Linked DNA regions of Homo sapiens: regions 1, 2, 3 and 4 are each linked to region 5. The links are chromatin contacts, found by Hi-C or POLR2A ChIA-PET in ENCODE. All regions are on one chromosome and are shown on one strand. The core of a region is the stretch at or near the end of the contact, and the rest is flanking DNA. Distances in the headings are between cores, read along the strand shown.

The links. Hi-C counts contacts between places; a loop is a spot of excess contacts on that map. ChIA-PET counts read pairs that join two places held with the same protein, here RNA polymerase II (POLR2A). Pooled maps may share reads with other maps.
Region 1: a loop to region 5 is called in a pooled map, with 4 times the contacts of the local background. The contact joins the promoter of CASTOR1 here to the promoter of LIMK2 in region 5. A Hi-C loop is called at or near these places in 1 of 50 pooled maps. POLR2A ChIA-PET finds 5 or more read pairs at or near these places in 2 of 52 experiments (Caco-2 and activated T-cell).
Region 2: a loop to region 5 is called in a map of CD8-positive, alpha-beta T cell, with 5 times the contacts of the local background. The contact joins the promoter of DEPDC5 here to the promoter of LIMK2 in region 5. A Hi-C loop is called at or near these places in 2 of 168 maps with a recorded cell type or tissue (CD8-positive, alpha-beta T cell and heart right ventricle) and 10 of 50 pooled maps.
Region 3: a loop to region 5 is called in a map of CD8-positive, alpha-beta T cell, with 16 times the contacts of the local background. The contact joins the promoter of SLC35E4 here to the promoter of LIMK2 in region 5. A Hi-C loop is called at or near these places in 3 of 168 maps with a recorded cell type or tissue (CD4-positive, alpha-beta memory T cell and CD8-positive, alpha-beta T cell), 3 of 37 single-sample maps with no recorded cell type and 10 of 50 pooled maps. POLR2A ChIA-PET finds 5 or more read pairs at or near these places in 2 of 52 experiments (activated B cell and common myeloid progenitor, CD34-positive).
Region 4: a pooled map shows a loop between it and region 5 (6-fold over the local background). The contact joins the promoter of DUSP18 here to the promoter of LIMK2 in region 5. A Hi-C loop is called at or near these places in 5 of 50 pooled maps.

Annotation. Positions count from the first base shown.
Region 1 is chr22:30,288,091-30,291,011 of GRCh38, forward strand. CASTOR1 (cytosolic arginine sensor for mTORC1 subunit 1) reads right to left here and starts at 1,415. Exons shown (of 9, transcript NM_001037666.3): 1 at 1,295-1,415; 2 at 616-686. The coding sequence starts at 1,407. RefSeq lists silencers at 1,073-1,152, 1,353-1,792 and an enhancer at 2,673-2,732.
Region 2 is chr22:31,752,534-31,755,403 of GRCh38, forward strand. It overlaps DEPDC5 (DEP domain containing 5, GATOR1 subcomplex subunit), which reads left to right and starts at 1,486. Exons shown (of 43, transcript NM_001242896.3): 1 at 1,486-1,631; 2 at 2,329-2,446. The coding sequence starts at 2,389. RefSeq lists a silencer at 1,251-1,560.
Region 3 is chr22:30,634,406-30,637,210 of GRCh38, forward strand. It overlaps SLC35E4 (solute carrier family 35 member E4), which reads left to right and starts at 1,376. Exons shown (of 2, transcript NM_001001479.4): 1 at 1,376-2,664. The coding sequence starts at 2,046. RefSeq lists an enhancer at 98-802 and a silencer at 1,134-1,583.
Region 4 is chr22:30,666,532-30,669,543 of GRCh38, forward strand. DUSP18 (dual specificity phosphatase 18) reads right to left here and starts at 1,344. Exons shown (of 2, transcript NM_152511.5): 1 at 931-1,344. It also overlaps a transcript of SLC35E4 not described here. RefSeq lists an enhancer at 1,442-1,831.
Region 5 is chr22:31,210,853-31,213,814 of GRCh38, forward strand. LIMK2 (LIM domain kinase 2) reads left to right here and starts at 1,446. Exons shown (of 16, transcript NM_005569.4): 1 at 1,446-1,572. The coding sequence starts at 1,557. RefSeq lists enhancers at 987-1,166, 2,129-2,962 and a silencer at 1,147-1,546.

The DNA.
Region 1 (2,921 bases), core at 165-2,664, 920 kb before region 5:
TGTGAGGATGGGCAGGGCCAGCAGCAGGAGGAGGAGCTAGGCGTCAGCTCCAGGCCCCAGGGAGGGCCCAGGCTGGCGTCCAGTCCTGAGCTGGGGCCAGGGCCTGGGTGGCTGCTATTCACCCCAGCACAGCCAGGAGGCCTCCAGGACCCTCCCCTGAGATGGCTGCCTGCTCCTGCATTCCTTCCCTCAGACTCCTGGAGTTTCCAGACCAGCAGGGGAGGAGGTGACCCAAACCAGAGAGTAAGACCAGGAGGAAATAATACCCAGGGATTTCTAACAGCAGCACTTGACTGGAATCATAACAGAGGCCCTTCTGCAGGCCTAAGACTGCTGAGTGCCCCTCAGCGGTTTTAAGTTTATAAAGGCCTCATGGGACCCTATGTATCAGAACCATAACTATACCCATTTTACATAAGAGAAAACAGCTCAGAGAGGGAAAGTGATTTGCTCAAGGGCACACAGCCAGGGAGTGGTGGAGTAGGATTCGAACCCCGACCCATCTGCTTTTAAGGCTTAAGCTCTTGGGACGGATCCCAGCAACTGGTGAGAACCCTACAGAAGGGGAGCACGACAAGCCCCTCCCGTACTCCCGTTCCCCAGACCAACCCCCACCTTTAAAGCCCTCCTCGTCCACCATAAGCGTGTAATCCTCAGGGGTCTCCGTCAGGCTGAAGAACTTGCACCTGGTTGGGGGTGGGGAGCATCTTCAGCTTGGTGTGGAGAACTAGGGGTCGGGAGTGGATTTCTCTCCATCTGCCCCGAGACACCCCCGCGACCCTGGGCCGGGCGCCTTCTTGCCCTCTCGGCCTTTAATTTCCAGGCCAATGGGATGTTAGCCCCATCTCGGGGGTTGGGGGCTACTTTCCGGCCTCCCGACCTCTCCAGGAACCCTCCACCCCTCCACTCCTGGAGGGAGGAGAGGTTCACACCCGCGGCGACAGCCCCAGGGGCGTCGGACCTTGGACCCCCTAGTCCAGCCCCTCTGACATGAAGGGAGGCGTCCTGGAAGGAGCTCCCCGCAGTGACCAGGTAGGAATGCCCCCATTTGACACTACTGAGTTAAGCATTGCCCATCCCAGGCTGTTTGCGCTTTGCCCCTGGGAGGGGGCCTCACGGGGCCGGATAGGCGGCGGTCCCCCAGGCCGGATGGCGGCCGGACGGGGAGAGTCCTCCCCACCCGCTCCCGCCCGCCTGCCTGCCTGCCTTACGGCGATCCTAATCCTCCGACCCTGGCCCGGAGCGAGAGCAGAGCCCCCAGCCCCTATCTGCGCTCCCGAACCCGGGCGCGCACCGGCTGCGGCGGGGCAGGAAGAGCAGCTTGATGAGCGGGTGGGTGTAGAGCCAGAGACCGGGACGGGCGACGCTCAGCACCCGCACCCGGTGTTCTAGGATGTGCAGCTCCATCGCGGCTCGCGCGGACCCGACCCCGCCGCCAACTAGACCCAGGCCGCACGGGAGGCGGGGCGGCGGGGGTGGTGCCCGAGCCTTAAAGGAGCCGCTGCGCTGCCGCGTCCACGCCGCCCGCTGCGAGGCTGACCCGCCCAGCCAGGCGCGGCGTCCGGCTCCTTGACGGCCACGCCCCGCGGGAAGAGAAGCCTATTGGGTGGTCACGCCTCCTCCTAACGCCAGAACCTCATCCCGCTTTCCAGCCAGCCCACCGAGACCGCCCCGAACGGCTCCGCCTTTTTTAGTACTGGCTCGGGGATAGACCCCACCCCGTCTGACTCCTCCAGGCCCCGCCCCTGACGCGCCCCCTCCCTGGGCTCCGCCCTTTCCGCGGAAAGCCAGCTGCGCAGCCGGTGGGAGCATCCCGGAGGGGACGTTTCTGTCCTTCTGGCACACACGTGGGTTTCATGATTGAAGTCCTTGAGACAGAAGGGACACGAAACAAACTGGAGCTCGGCTAGGACCAGAACGCTGCCCCCAAATCCCCGGAGCAATGAGAGGCACAGGTCTGCTGTGCAGCGCTGTCCCCCGGGCGCCTTTCGCTCTCCTGCCTCTCATGGCTGCAGGGGGCAGGGCCGCCAACACAGGATTGCGATTGATACCTACCCTTCCCCGCTTGCGAGGGGGCTGACAAATTGAAACCTGGCCTGGTAGCCCCACTTGTTCCTTTCATCCAACTTTCAAAATAGAAGGCTCCTCACCAGGGGCACACAGAGGTAGAATCCTAGCCACCTCTGCCTGAGCGACATACTTTGGGTTAGGGGGCTGCAGGTGGCCAAGGCCTAAGGCTTGAGGTCCCTCGATACCAACAAAACCCGGAAGTGCTTGAGCCAGTAATGCCCAGTGCTCAGACTTTGGTGGGGGAGGCCCTTGCAGCTGAGGTTCAGTGAGTACTCAGACCTCAAGCCTGAAACTTGAGCCCCAAAGCCTGCAGCCCTTAGCTAGCCTGTGCACATCTAAACTTGCTTCAGGTTCAAGGAGGCCCCCGGCACTGGCAGACACCCCAGATCTTATCAGGCCTTCACAGGTCTAAGACCCCCCCAAGGCTAAGCAGGCATCAGCATGTCCATGTTGGCTCCATGCAGGGCTGAGAATGCTCCAGGGGACCCTTGCCTGGCCTGAGCACCCTGAGGCCTCAGATGTGAGGCTTTGAACCAAGTAGACTAAAGCAGGCCTCAGGCCTGATTGGGACCCAGCAGGCCTAAGCAGGCCCTCTGCCTGCTCTGGAGCCCCCACCATAGGCAGATGGAAGCCAAGCTAAGCCTCCTCCCTGGACTCTCGGGCTTGACACATTCCTGTGAAACACTATGTAGCCACCACATCCTGGCCTATCCCCTGGAGGACTAGGGGAAGGAGGAGCTTCTCAAAGGCTGAGCCCATCTCATCAATGGCAGGTGCAGACAGAGTGGGAAACCATGGGGCTGAGGGGAAGGAGGCAGGAAGTGGAGTGGCCTACCCTGATAGTCTCTTGA
Region 2 (2,870 bases), core at 236-2,735, 540 kb after region 5:
TACAAAAAATACAAAAATTAGCTGAGCATGCACCTGTAATCCCAGCTACTAGGAGGCTGAGGTGGGAGGATCGCATGAGCCAGGCAGGCAGAGATGGCAGTGAGACGGGATCATGCCACTGCACTCCAGCCTGGGTGAGGGTGACCTCATCTCAAAACAAAAACAAAAAAACAAACAAACAAAAAAATTGCAATTACTTAACACTTGCATTATTTACCTAACTTCTCCTGAGTCCCAACATAAAGGCATCCATGCTTAAGAACGTTGCTTGTCCTGTCCCAGGGTCCCCTTGGTCCACTGCAGAATCTTTCACTACAGTGTAACATGTTTTTTCTTTCAACATTTTTAAGTTTTCCAAATCCGTAAGAAATGGGCACTGTTAGTATTAAAGATATAAAGAAATTTAAGACAAGTGCTGTGTCGTTTAGATTTAGCAGTCAGTGTGATTAGAAGCAGCAGAGGAGAGGCGTGACCCAAGACACCGATTCTAGTTATAAGGTCTCTCTGGCTTCAAGAGGGGAAGCAGGGAGTCCCTATCGAGTTGCTGCCGCTCAGGTCAGAAACGGTGGACTGGACTAGGGGGCGGGGGTATCAGTGGCAGCAGGCGGAGCTGGCAATTGTCAGGAGTCCTTGGCCAGAGCCTGACCCAGCCCACCCAGCTCTCTGGTTTTCTGCTTGGAGAGAAAGATATCCTGACAGACGCGAGTTTAGGCAGTGCCCTGGGTATGACCAAAGGATGTTGGTTAAAGGCCCCGTTCTGGGAACGGGTCAGGATTCGTCCTTGCTTCCTTCTGAAGGGTTTTGTGTCCTCAGGCTGTTTCCTGGTTTGTGAAATAGGATAGTATCTGCCTCCTGCATCCATCAGGTAATAGGGATGCAATGATTACATAAGGACTATGAAGCCACGGCAGCCATTCTTATTAATAACCTGAGGGGCGCAGAACGTCGTTTAGAGTTTGCAAGGGTTTGAAAAGCCCCCCGTAAGTGGACACTTCCCAGCAGAGGCCATCACCCTAACTCTCGCGTGCTCAGCCCCTTGCATTTTACAGAAGTCCTCCCAGAAACTCTCGTTGGCGCCTCTTAGCTGCCCAATGAGGCCACATGAGTCATTAACCTCGTTCATATAACAGAAAACGGAGCTCTGACGGATCTCGTTTCCCCTGTGGGGAGATCACTGAGTCGGAAACGAAGCTCTGTGGCCATGGATCTACTTCGGATAGACTAGGAGGAAATGGATTTCCTCCGTGGGGCGGGAGGCTCTAGTGCTCGAGGGCAGGAAACGCCAGGAGGTGGCCCAAGGAAGAGGCCGCACACGACGCCCCGCCCCCGGCTCGAGCCCCGGATGAGGAAGTGGTGCGGCCACCGAGACGAGACGGAGGCCCGGCGAGAGCGGCGCGGGGGCGCGAGGGCGGGAAGGAGGCGGGGCCCCGGGGCGGAGCCACCGGAGCGGCGCGGGTTCTCAGGTGAGCGCTACACGGTCGGGGCGGGCCTAGTAGGCGCTTCAGGCTTAGGGGCGGAACAGCGCGGGCCGCGCGGGCGTAGGCGGGGTATCTGGAGGAGGCGCAGGGAACCTGGAGAGGGTCCAGCCCTCAGTGCCCCGGCCAGAGGCGGGAAGGGGCTCTAGAGCTTCGGTGAGTGGAGCTGCCCGCCCCGGACTGGGGATTGGGGGGGCTTGAGATAGGGGACCTTGGCCCAGGTTCGAGTTCCAGGCTCCATCCCCATTCCGCTGTGTGACCTTGGACAAGTCTCTCTCCCTCTCTGAGCCTCAACGGCCTCAGCTGTGAAACGGAGTCAGGGAAGGTCTGCTGAGAGTTCGCACAGACCGAGGTTTGGGGAAGGAACTTCTGCCTTCCTCCTCTTTGTGGTTGCCTTGCTCAGGACATTGGCAGCAAAACGAGAATGGTGGGAGTGTCTCTTAAGTCTCGAGTGACCTTGAGCAAGTCCCTTGCCCGGAGTCACACTTTCATCATCTACAAAATGAGTGGGCTAACCTCTTTTAAGATCTCTTTACTATTTGGGTGTTATTGGTGTAGATGGAGACAAGGTGATGAGCACCCATTCAGCGCAATGCTTCCCCTATGGGGGTGTGATAGAATATCTTCTCCTAGGTTTGACTAGCCCCTGGCCCGAATTCCCCTTAGTTCCTGGATTCTGTGGTTCTATTTGTTCTCCATCGCTCCTTGTAACTGGAGGAGTGACTTCTTCCGAGAGTCACTTGGCACCACTTCACAGCAGAGGAACACCAGTATCTTCACTGGCCTAAAATCAAAGAGTGGTTGCAAGGAAAAATCTGACATTCCAACCTTTTCGTTTGTATTTCTGTGGCAGGGAGGCAAGATGACTTCTCTGCCCCAAGCTTGGAACAGCTAAAGGGAAAAACAGTGCAAGATGAGAACAACAAAGGTCTACAAACTCGTCATCCACAAGAAGGGCTTTGGGGGCAGTGGTCAGTATCGATTGGTCTTTAGAGGTTTTGTAAGTTGGCTGAGGTTCTGGTGTGTGCAATACCTAGAAATTACACACTGACTCGTGTGACAATTGAGGCTAAACAGGCGACTAAACAGACTAAAGCAGCAACTGTCATACAGTAACAATAGGAGGATGGCAGGACCCTTCTAATGCATTTGCATTCAGACTTTTAAGGAACATTGTGAATGCTGCCGGTTTACTACCCTTCATTTGTTGAATTGCATTATTAATTACAAATCTTCCGTGTATGTTCCATAAAATTCCAGCCTGCACTGGTTTGGCAGATAAGAGAAACTAAAATCGTTTATCAGTTTTTACATTGAGTGAGAGAGAAGTGGCATAGATGTGCATAGAGCAGGTATGATCAAAGCATGAACCTTTGCCTGGCTTGTAGGCATGGG
Region 3 (2,805 bases), core at 126-2,625, 580 kb before region 5:
AGAGATCTGCAGGCTCCAGCGGGCGTCGGACTTACAGAGGCAAATGTGACCATGTAAATTCCCAGGCCCACCCGTGACAGAGAGCCTCTGATTCAGCAGGCCTCCTTTGAGGCTGGGGATTTTAAACCCGCGTCCTGTGATTGGGATGGGGATTGAGGGCTATATTCAGCGCCTGGCCACCAGAGGGCGCAGCGGGCTGGGTTCAGCGGTACCCCTTTGAGATCTTGTGTCTCAAGACAGGTTGCTGTCATCAAGGATTTGCTGGTTAGACAACAGGCAAGGGGTGAGCTGGGTCCTCTTGGGCAGGAGCCTAGTAGGAAGACCGACAACAGGAAAGAGGCTCACATCTGATACTGGGCACATGGCTGGGCCTTGGTCCTCGTGCTCCCGGACTTCAGAGCTCAGAGGGGCCAGGGCCTGGCCTAGCCTGGAATCTGGATGGACCTCTTCTGCCCTGGGGCGCGCCGTTTACCCAATCCTGACCTCAGAGAGCGTCTGTCGTTCTGGTGGGAAAACCGAGACCCAGACAGGAACAAGGGCTCAGTGGCAACCGCTCTGCCTCCCAGCCCAGGGCTCTGTCTTGCCGGGGCTGGGGCACAGGGTGGACCCCAGGAAGTTCTGCTATGAGTCAGCTTCGAGTGCTCAGGGGACCGGACAGAGGCTGCTGGCCGGGGAAGGATGCCGGCCGGCGGTACCTACTTCCGCAGCTGTGGGTATCCCTGCCTGGTGATTCAGCTTCCCTCTGAGGGTCCCCAGGGGGCGCCGCCCTGGACTGGGAGGCTGGGGAGGATGCTGGGGCTACGGAGGGGCGATGGAGGTGCCTTAAGGGACCCCGTAATCCAGCTCTGCTGGATGCTGAGGTCCCACGAGATAATTGTGGCCAGAGATCAGGTGGGCGTAAGACTGGTCCTAGGATGGGGGCTGTGGGCCCCTCCTCACTACCCTGCTTCTTGAAGATAGCCTGGGCGGCTGTGCGGGATACCCCAGTGTCTCCAGCAATGCGCGTTCATCTCCATGGAGGGCTCGCCTTGGCGCTGGGTGGGGAGCGACTTGGTCCCCCCTGGCGGCGAAGAGAGGCTGACCACGCCAGCTCGTGGGGGGGTCTACTGGGCAGATGCGCAGGCCCCGGGCGGAGGAGGGCTGATGGGGGAAATGCCAGGCCGATGGGGGAGGGGCTGTGAGCGGGAGGCGTTGGGGCGGGGCAAGACCGCCCTCCCGGTCCGGGGGCGGGGCTTGGCCTGGGGCGGGGCTTGGCTGGGGTGCTCAGCCCAATTTTCCGTGTAGGGAGCGGGCGGCGGCGGGGGAGGCAGAGGCGGAGGCGGAGTCAAGAGCGCACCGCCGCGCCCGCCGTGCCGGGCCTGAGCTGGAGCCGGGCGTGAGTCGCAGCAGGAGCCGCAGCCGGAGTCACAGCCGCAGCCAGAGCCGCAGCCAAAGCCTCAGAGAGCAGGAGTTGGAGCGCAGGCCCTGCTGGATCCGCGCCTAGCTCGCCGCCAGGCACCGGCCGGAGGACGGGCCGTGGTGTCAGCTCACTGCCCGGGCGCTGTGGGAGGCAGCGAGCCCGCGACCCCCCGGGCCGGGCACCGCCAGGCGCGGAGCCCAGATCGCCCCCCTGCCAGGCCTGGTCACGGCCAGAGCACGCAGGAGTTCCCAGGGTCTGGATCTGCGCGCACCCTAATGACCTGGGGACTGAAGAGAAAAAAGGAACGAGGATTTCATCTAAAAGCATAACGTGGGCACTAGGCGAGGAGGAAAGTGGAGACCACCTGGCACGGGGCAGAGGTGCCTGGAGCCCACGCTTGAGCATCGGAGACCCTGGCATCCTAGCAGCCGCGACCTTGGCTCTGCCCTGTCTGAGCTGGAAACACAGCTTAGCTTCTAGACATCGCTGGCACAGGCCTGGCACAAGTAAGCAGTGTCCTCACCTGTCTGAAACGGGACACGGGGTCGGAGGAACCAGGATCTAGCCTGGCCCCAAGCGGAACTCTCTGGTGGCCCAGAGGTCGTCACTGGGGAGCCCGCCTCCTGCCCTAGCCTCACTGGTGCGGATGTGCCGCTGCCCGCCGGAGCACCATGATGGCAGGATGACCTCAGCCGAAGTAGGAGCAGCAGCTGGTGGTGCTCAGGCGGCTGGGCCCCCCGAGTGGCCCCCTGGCAGCCCTCAGGCCCTCCGGCAGCCTGGCCGGGCCCGAGTGGCCATGGCAGCACTGGTGTGGCTGCTGGCGGGAGCCAGCATGTCAAGCCTCAACAAGTGGATCTTCACAGTGCACGGCTTTGGGCGGCCCCTGCTGCTGTCGGCCCTGCACATGCTGGTGGCAGCCCTGGCATGCCACCGGGGGGCACGGCGCCCCATGCCAGGCGGCACTCGCTGCCGAGTCCTACTGCTCAGTCTCACCTTTGGCACGTCCATGGCCTGCGGCAACGTGGGCCTAAGGGCTGTGCCCCTGGACCTGGCACAACTGGTTACTACCACCACACCTCTGTTCACCCTGGCCCTGTCGGCGCTGCTGCTGGGCCGCCGCCACCACCCACTTCAGTTGGCCGCCATGGGTCCGCTCTGCCTGGGGGCCGCCTGCAGCCTGGCTGGAGAGTTCCGGACACCCCCTACCGGCTGTGGCTTCCTGCTCGCAGCCACCTGCCTCCGCGGACTCAAGTCGGTTCAGCAAAGTAAGTGCCTGGGTGGCCAATTGAGAAGGTGGGGGTCCGGGTGGGTGCATGGCCTGGATGGCCCTGTGAGGGGTATGGCTGTTGTCCCATTTTACAAATGAGGAAACTGAGGTTCATGGCTGTGGAGGAAGCAGAACTGAG
Region 4 (3,012 bases), core at 94-2,593, 540 kb before region 5:
GAATTGCTTGAACCCGGGAGGCGGAGGCTGCAGTGAGCCAAGATCGTGCCACTGCACTCCAGCCTGGGAGACAGCGTGAGACTCCATCTCAAAAAAAAAAAAAAAAAAAAAAAAAGCAATCTCTATCAGGCACTGTATTAGGTGTTGGAGATACTGAAATGTACAAGACAGGCATGGCCCCTTTTCTCAGGGAGCTCAAAGACTAGTGGGAGAAACAGATAGTAAACAGGCAATTACAGGCAGACAGAGCTTGAAAATAGGATAACAGTACCTACCTTAAAAGGATGTTGTGAAATTAAACGAGATAATCCACGTAAAGAGTTTTCTCAGGGCTTGGCATAGAGTAAGCCCTCTCAAAATGATAACTATTTTTCTCGCTTCTGATAGGGAAGTTAAAATGCAGGGCTCTGTGAAAGGGAAGTGTAAAAAAGATTTCTTCCAGGTCGGAGCCTAGGGAGTCGCAAAGACCACCTGAAGAAATCACAAAAGATCTAAAGAACGTTTAGCTTGAGAGGGAGGAGGAGAAAAAAATAGCAACTCGGTAGCAGTTCAGCTTCACCACTTTACAGCCTATGAAGTATTTGGCTTCCCTCATCTGGTTCGATCTTCAAAGCAACCTAATCAGACCGGCGTCTAGAGTTAATATTTCCATTTTACAAAAGAGGAAAGTGAGACACAGCGCGGAAAAGGACTTGTTCAGAACGAGTCATAAAGCAAAGAAGCCGACCTTTATGGTCCATTATGTGTGGGAAAAATGAACAAACACCGCGGGGCGTTCGTGAAATACTAAGTTATAAACATGGAACAAAGTCCAAGAGTTAACGAGAGCGAAGCATCACTTCTAGGGGTGGGCCGGGTAGGTTTCCTAGGGGAGCTGGCATTGGAATAGGCTTCTTCGCCTGCTTAGTGTCAGGACCCCCAGGGTTTTACCTCTCTCCTTCAGGCGGGTGGGCGGGTTCGCTCAGGAAGTAGCCGCTTGGGGAAGCCTTAGGCAAGGTTCTTCGGGAGAGAGACCCGTCATGATCCCGCAGCCTCAATCCCCGCTGGCCTAACGCTTTGGTTTCCATAGCAATGGGCTCGTCGCAGAAAGGAATAGCCTGTGCCGGGTCTTCAGAGAAATCCTGGCCTCGGCTCCACGCCCCTGAGCAGCCCCACCCTGGCTCAACCTGTTACCCGCCCTGCCGGCAAGCCGGGGTCACTGCAGTCCCCGTGGCGAAGCAGGGTCAGCTCAGCTCACCGCACCCCACTCCATCCAGCCCTGCCCATCTCTACGGCAACGGGCCGGGTCGCACCAGGGCTGCAGCCGAGAGACAGTCTCACCGCTTCCGTAGCCGCCCGGGCTCTGTGCGCATGTGCGACACTCCCTCCCCGGCCCCGCCCCCTTATGCGTCTCCCAGGCAACGCGCCGCGCGGGGCTCCAGGTTCCGCCCAGGGACTAACTCCAGGTCTGCGCGCGTCCAACGAGCACGGCTCTCAACCGGCCTCCTGGCGCCCAACGACCATGGCTTCCAACCGGCCTCCGTGCGCCCAACGACCATGACTCCCAACCGGCCTCCAGTTTCCAACTGTTTCTCGAACAGGGAAGCCGCCATGACACAGCTGACTACGCCCTTGGTCACAGGGGACCTGAGATCCTCCACGATTTACGGGACCGGCGCCACCTCGGGCTCGAACCACCCTCTCGATAGGGCCGCCGCTAAGTAATCGGCGTAGGGGTTCAGCCGCACATCTCCTTCCCGCGCCGCGGACCGAGCAGTCGTTGGTGCTCTTCAGGTGCGGCCTGGGTGCCCAGAGCCTTCGTTAGACTCTCGGACCCGCAAGGGAGCCCGAACTCTTTCAGACTCGCTCTCCCTCAGCCGGACCTCGGCCCTTTTTCACACCCCAGGGGAGTCTGGATTTCTCATAGTCCTGGGCACCAGCCCCTTCCCAGTCTAGCTCTTGGGACTCCCTGAAGCCGGAACTCCCTCGCCTGGACTCCCGGGAGAACCTGGAATCCCCATCTCCAGTCCACATTTTCTCAGAATCTGTCCTAGCCCTTCAGTCTCCCAGGCATGACATCGTGTGGTCCCAGCGCCCTAGGTGGTGAGCTGTGACTCTCCTTAGAGCCTGGCGAGGCCGAGGTCCTCCCCAGCTCGAACCCATCCCACACTCCCCTTCTCAGCCTCTGTGTTCCCCAGTGGTCCTGGAAAAGCCCCCAGTTCCCTCTGCCTGGCCCCAATCCTCACAAACCCAATTACCCACGCTCCTTTCCATTCCATAACCCCCATCACTGCATCCTCCAGGCTCCCATCCATGGAGGACTTGAGGTGGAAAGCAATTTGGTTCAAAATAACCATTATTTATTACTTGAAAGGGAATATTTCCAGTCGTTGCCAGCCTCCTCCCCTTCTAGTATTGGTAAATTTTTTGCACCACTGAGTGGGTGAAGAGTTTTATGCGTCTTTAAATGTTTTAAGGATTTTTTTAAAAAAACAAAAAACTCTCAGGATTTGGGGGACTTTTGTGTTTGAGCATCTTGATCTCTAAACCAGCTTTTTCCATCACCTCACACCTAGGCTATGCATAGAGGTCAGAAAAATGTAAATGAGAGATTGAGAAGTTGGATTGTTCATACTAGTTTGTAAATATGAAAACATTCACAACACTCCAGTTCCAAATAGGCTGAAAATGCATTAGAAAAACTAGTCCTTCAATATTTTTTATCCTTCTACAGTTGTCTTTTTTGACCCAATTATAAAAGTAGTGTACACTTATAGAAAAATGAGGACAGGCATGGTGGCTCACGCTTGTATTCCCACCACTTCACTTTGAAACGCTGAGGCAGTTGGATCACCTGAGCTCAGGAGTTCGAGACCAGCCTGGGCAACAGGGTGAAACCCCATCTCTACCAAAAATACAAAAAATTAGCCGGGCTTGGTGGCTCACCTGTGGTCCCAGTTACTCAGGAGGCTGAGGTGGGAGGATCACTTGAGCCTGGGATGTGGAGGTTGCAGTGAGCTGAGATTGTGCCAC
Region 5 (2,962 bases), core at 196-2,695:
CTACAAAACTGAGTACTGAAAAGAGTTCCCAGGAATTAACGGAAATGGGACAGAGCCCTCCTCCCCAGCACTTTGTGCACACTCAGGACATCGTGAGCCACCTGCCACACCCAGAAGAGAAAAATCTGACCGGCATCCGGTTTGAATTAGAGCAGGAAGGAAGAGAATTGTGCTCGCCTTTGTCTTTGCCTTTGCCTTTGCTTACCCAACTGCTGGGACCAGAGGCAGCTGGGTTGAACTTTGTCTTTGGTCAGGGGTGGGGGTGGAGGGGACAGAATCCATTTCCCTGGGCTCCATCCTCTTTCTGGTCATTTGGACATGTTTCCTGTGATCTAAATCTGATGTAAGGAAATGACAATTGTGAAAGACCCAGCGTGAGAGAATCTGATGGGAGGGTGGGTCATCAGGGACCAGCTGGCCTGGCTGATGATGTATTAATATCTTAATCACACAGAGGACCCCAATCTCCTTCCAAACCTAATGAGCGGAAGTGGTTCTCAAAGCTACTCAGCCAGCTAGCAGCTGCCATAACCCAGTCAGCTGTCCTAACTCTTAGTCCTGTAATCCCTCCTCCTCATAGAAGATTGTAAACTGGCAGCCCACAGGGCAAATCTAGTGGCCAGGTGTGTTTCATTTGGTCTACATGGCATTTTAAGAACTTTTTGATGCTATCAACATTTTTTAAAAGTGGCAAATTTCACCTAAATATCTGGATTTTTGGCATGTTTTGAAAGGTTGGAAGACCTGGGAATGGTAGGCCCATGTTCCTGCAGGGGAGTGCTCGTCTTCCAATGCGGCGCACAAGCTCCAGCGTCCTGCGCTAAACCTAATTGGCCTGGCTGAGGATCTGCTCCTGGAATGCTGGTTGGTCGCCTCCAACTGTCTTTGACTTAGAGATTATTTACTGTCAGCTTACTCATAGTGGCGCAGAGAAGTGGTTTCTCTGAGCTAGAAGCTTCTAAGAAAAGTCCATCCTCAAAGCTGTTTGTGGGATAGACCTGGCTCCTCCATTGTAATATTCCTGATTCCAAACACTACTGGAAAGAGCTCTGAACTGGCAGTTAGCAGGCCTGGGCTCCCATCCCGGCTCTCCTCCTAATGAGCGAAGCCATTTCAATGTAGTCGAACTTAGCCTCTGATCCTTAACTTTCCCTATCTGTAAATGAGGGCGACTAGATGGGTGCGGACTGTCATCCGTGTTGAGACTTCCGGCCCCCGCAGAATCAACCTTACCGGCGGGAGCACCTCGAGGGGACGCCGCTCGCACTAGGGGGCGCCAGGGCCGCTGCAGAGCCCGAGCCAGAGCCAGGGGGCGGGGCCGCGTCTCGGGAGCGAGGCCTGAGAGCGGCGGGGCGGGGCGTCGGCGGGCAGTCCCCTGTGCCAGGTGTGGTTTGGTCCTCCCAGGGCGCCGTAGGCGGTGCATCCCGTTCGCGCCTGGGGCTGTGGTCTTCCCGCGCCTGAGGCGGCGGCGGCAGGAGCTGAGGGGAGTTGTAGGGAACTGAGGGGAGCTGCTGTGTCCCCCGCCTCCTCCTCCCCATTTCCGCGCTCCCGGGACCATGTCCGCGCTGGCGGGTAAGGAAGGGCTGCTCCGCCCTGTCCCGCTGTTATCTCCGAAGTCCGGTTCCATGGCGCCTGAGGGAAACCGGCTGTCTCTCGGGGGTTTCGGGCTGGTTGGGTCCTCGTGGGTCCGAGCTCCTCAGAAAAGCTGGGAGGCGGGGTGGGCACAGCGCTCCCCAGGCATTTGGAGGGTGGGACTCCGGGAATGGGGAGGCAGGGCATCCTGGAGACAGAGGGCTCCGAGGGGCAGGCGGGTTGGGAGGCTTCCCGCGAGTTGAGGTCCCGGGGAGGAAGAGATTCTGGGTCTGCCAGGAATCCAGCTTTTTGGAGGGACCTGGCGGCCGCAGACCCCCAAATTAACCCTTTTTAAGGAAGTTGAAAAGCATGGGGTTCTCTTATAGTGGAAGCTCTGTGGAATTTGAGGAGTACAGGATCCTCTAGGGTTCAGGACAATTAGGAGAGTTACCCCGGGTTCTGGGTTTTCTGAGGGAAATGGAGGATGTGACTTCCCTGCCAAGACCCAAGGCTTCTCGCGGGCATCTTGGTGTCTGGGAGTCCCCCGGGGCTGGGAGCTCTTTGCAGAAAATAAGGGAGTATGGAGCCCCTTGAGGTTTAGGACAGGACTAAGGGTAAGGAGAGATCGGACCATTCTTTTTGGGGCCCAAAGATCTCTGCTACAGGTGGCGAAAGTAGGCCACCTGGGGTTCTGAGTCCTCCTGTGGAAGCTCCCTTGGCCTCTCTAGACTAAAGACTAGAGGGATTCGGCCAAACACCTCCTGGAAGGAAGAGTTGTCTAAGGGTGAAGGGTAGCTTCAGAGTTGGGTTAGTTGCACCTGCAGTCACCTCCCCGCCACCTCACACACCACCCTGCAGCTTCCTGCCTTCCCCATCTTTTCCCCCAGCAGTAGGAACCTTCTGTCTCCTATGTTTCCCAGCCACCTGTGTGGGTGGCCCACCTCTGGGTCCACCAGGGTCAGCGTCCAGAAGCTTTGGAGAGGCGGCAAGAGGGTATTGAGGTGGAGGGGGGCTGGCTATCTGCCCCCTGCTTCCTGGCTTTCCGTCTGTGGACAGTCACTTCCTTCATCTTGAATGCAAGGACTGGGCTACCAGTGGGTCACTTCCTCAGCAAGGGAGCATGGGATTTTCTCTTCACTGGTGATAACAGACTTCTGGAGAGAGCTAGGGGTGGAAATGCCTAAAACAAATTTTTTTAGGCTGGGCGTGGTGGCTCATGCCTGTAATCCCAGCACTTTGGGAGGGCAGGGCAGGAGGATCGCTTGAGTCCAGGAGTTTGAGACCAGCTTGGGCAATATAGCGAGACTTCATCTCTTAAAAACAAAACCTTGTCTCTTAAAAAAGATTTTTTTTAAGCTTACAGAGTCCTTCAACTCGAATGATTTCCAGT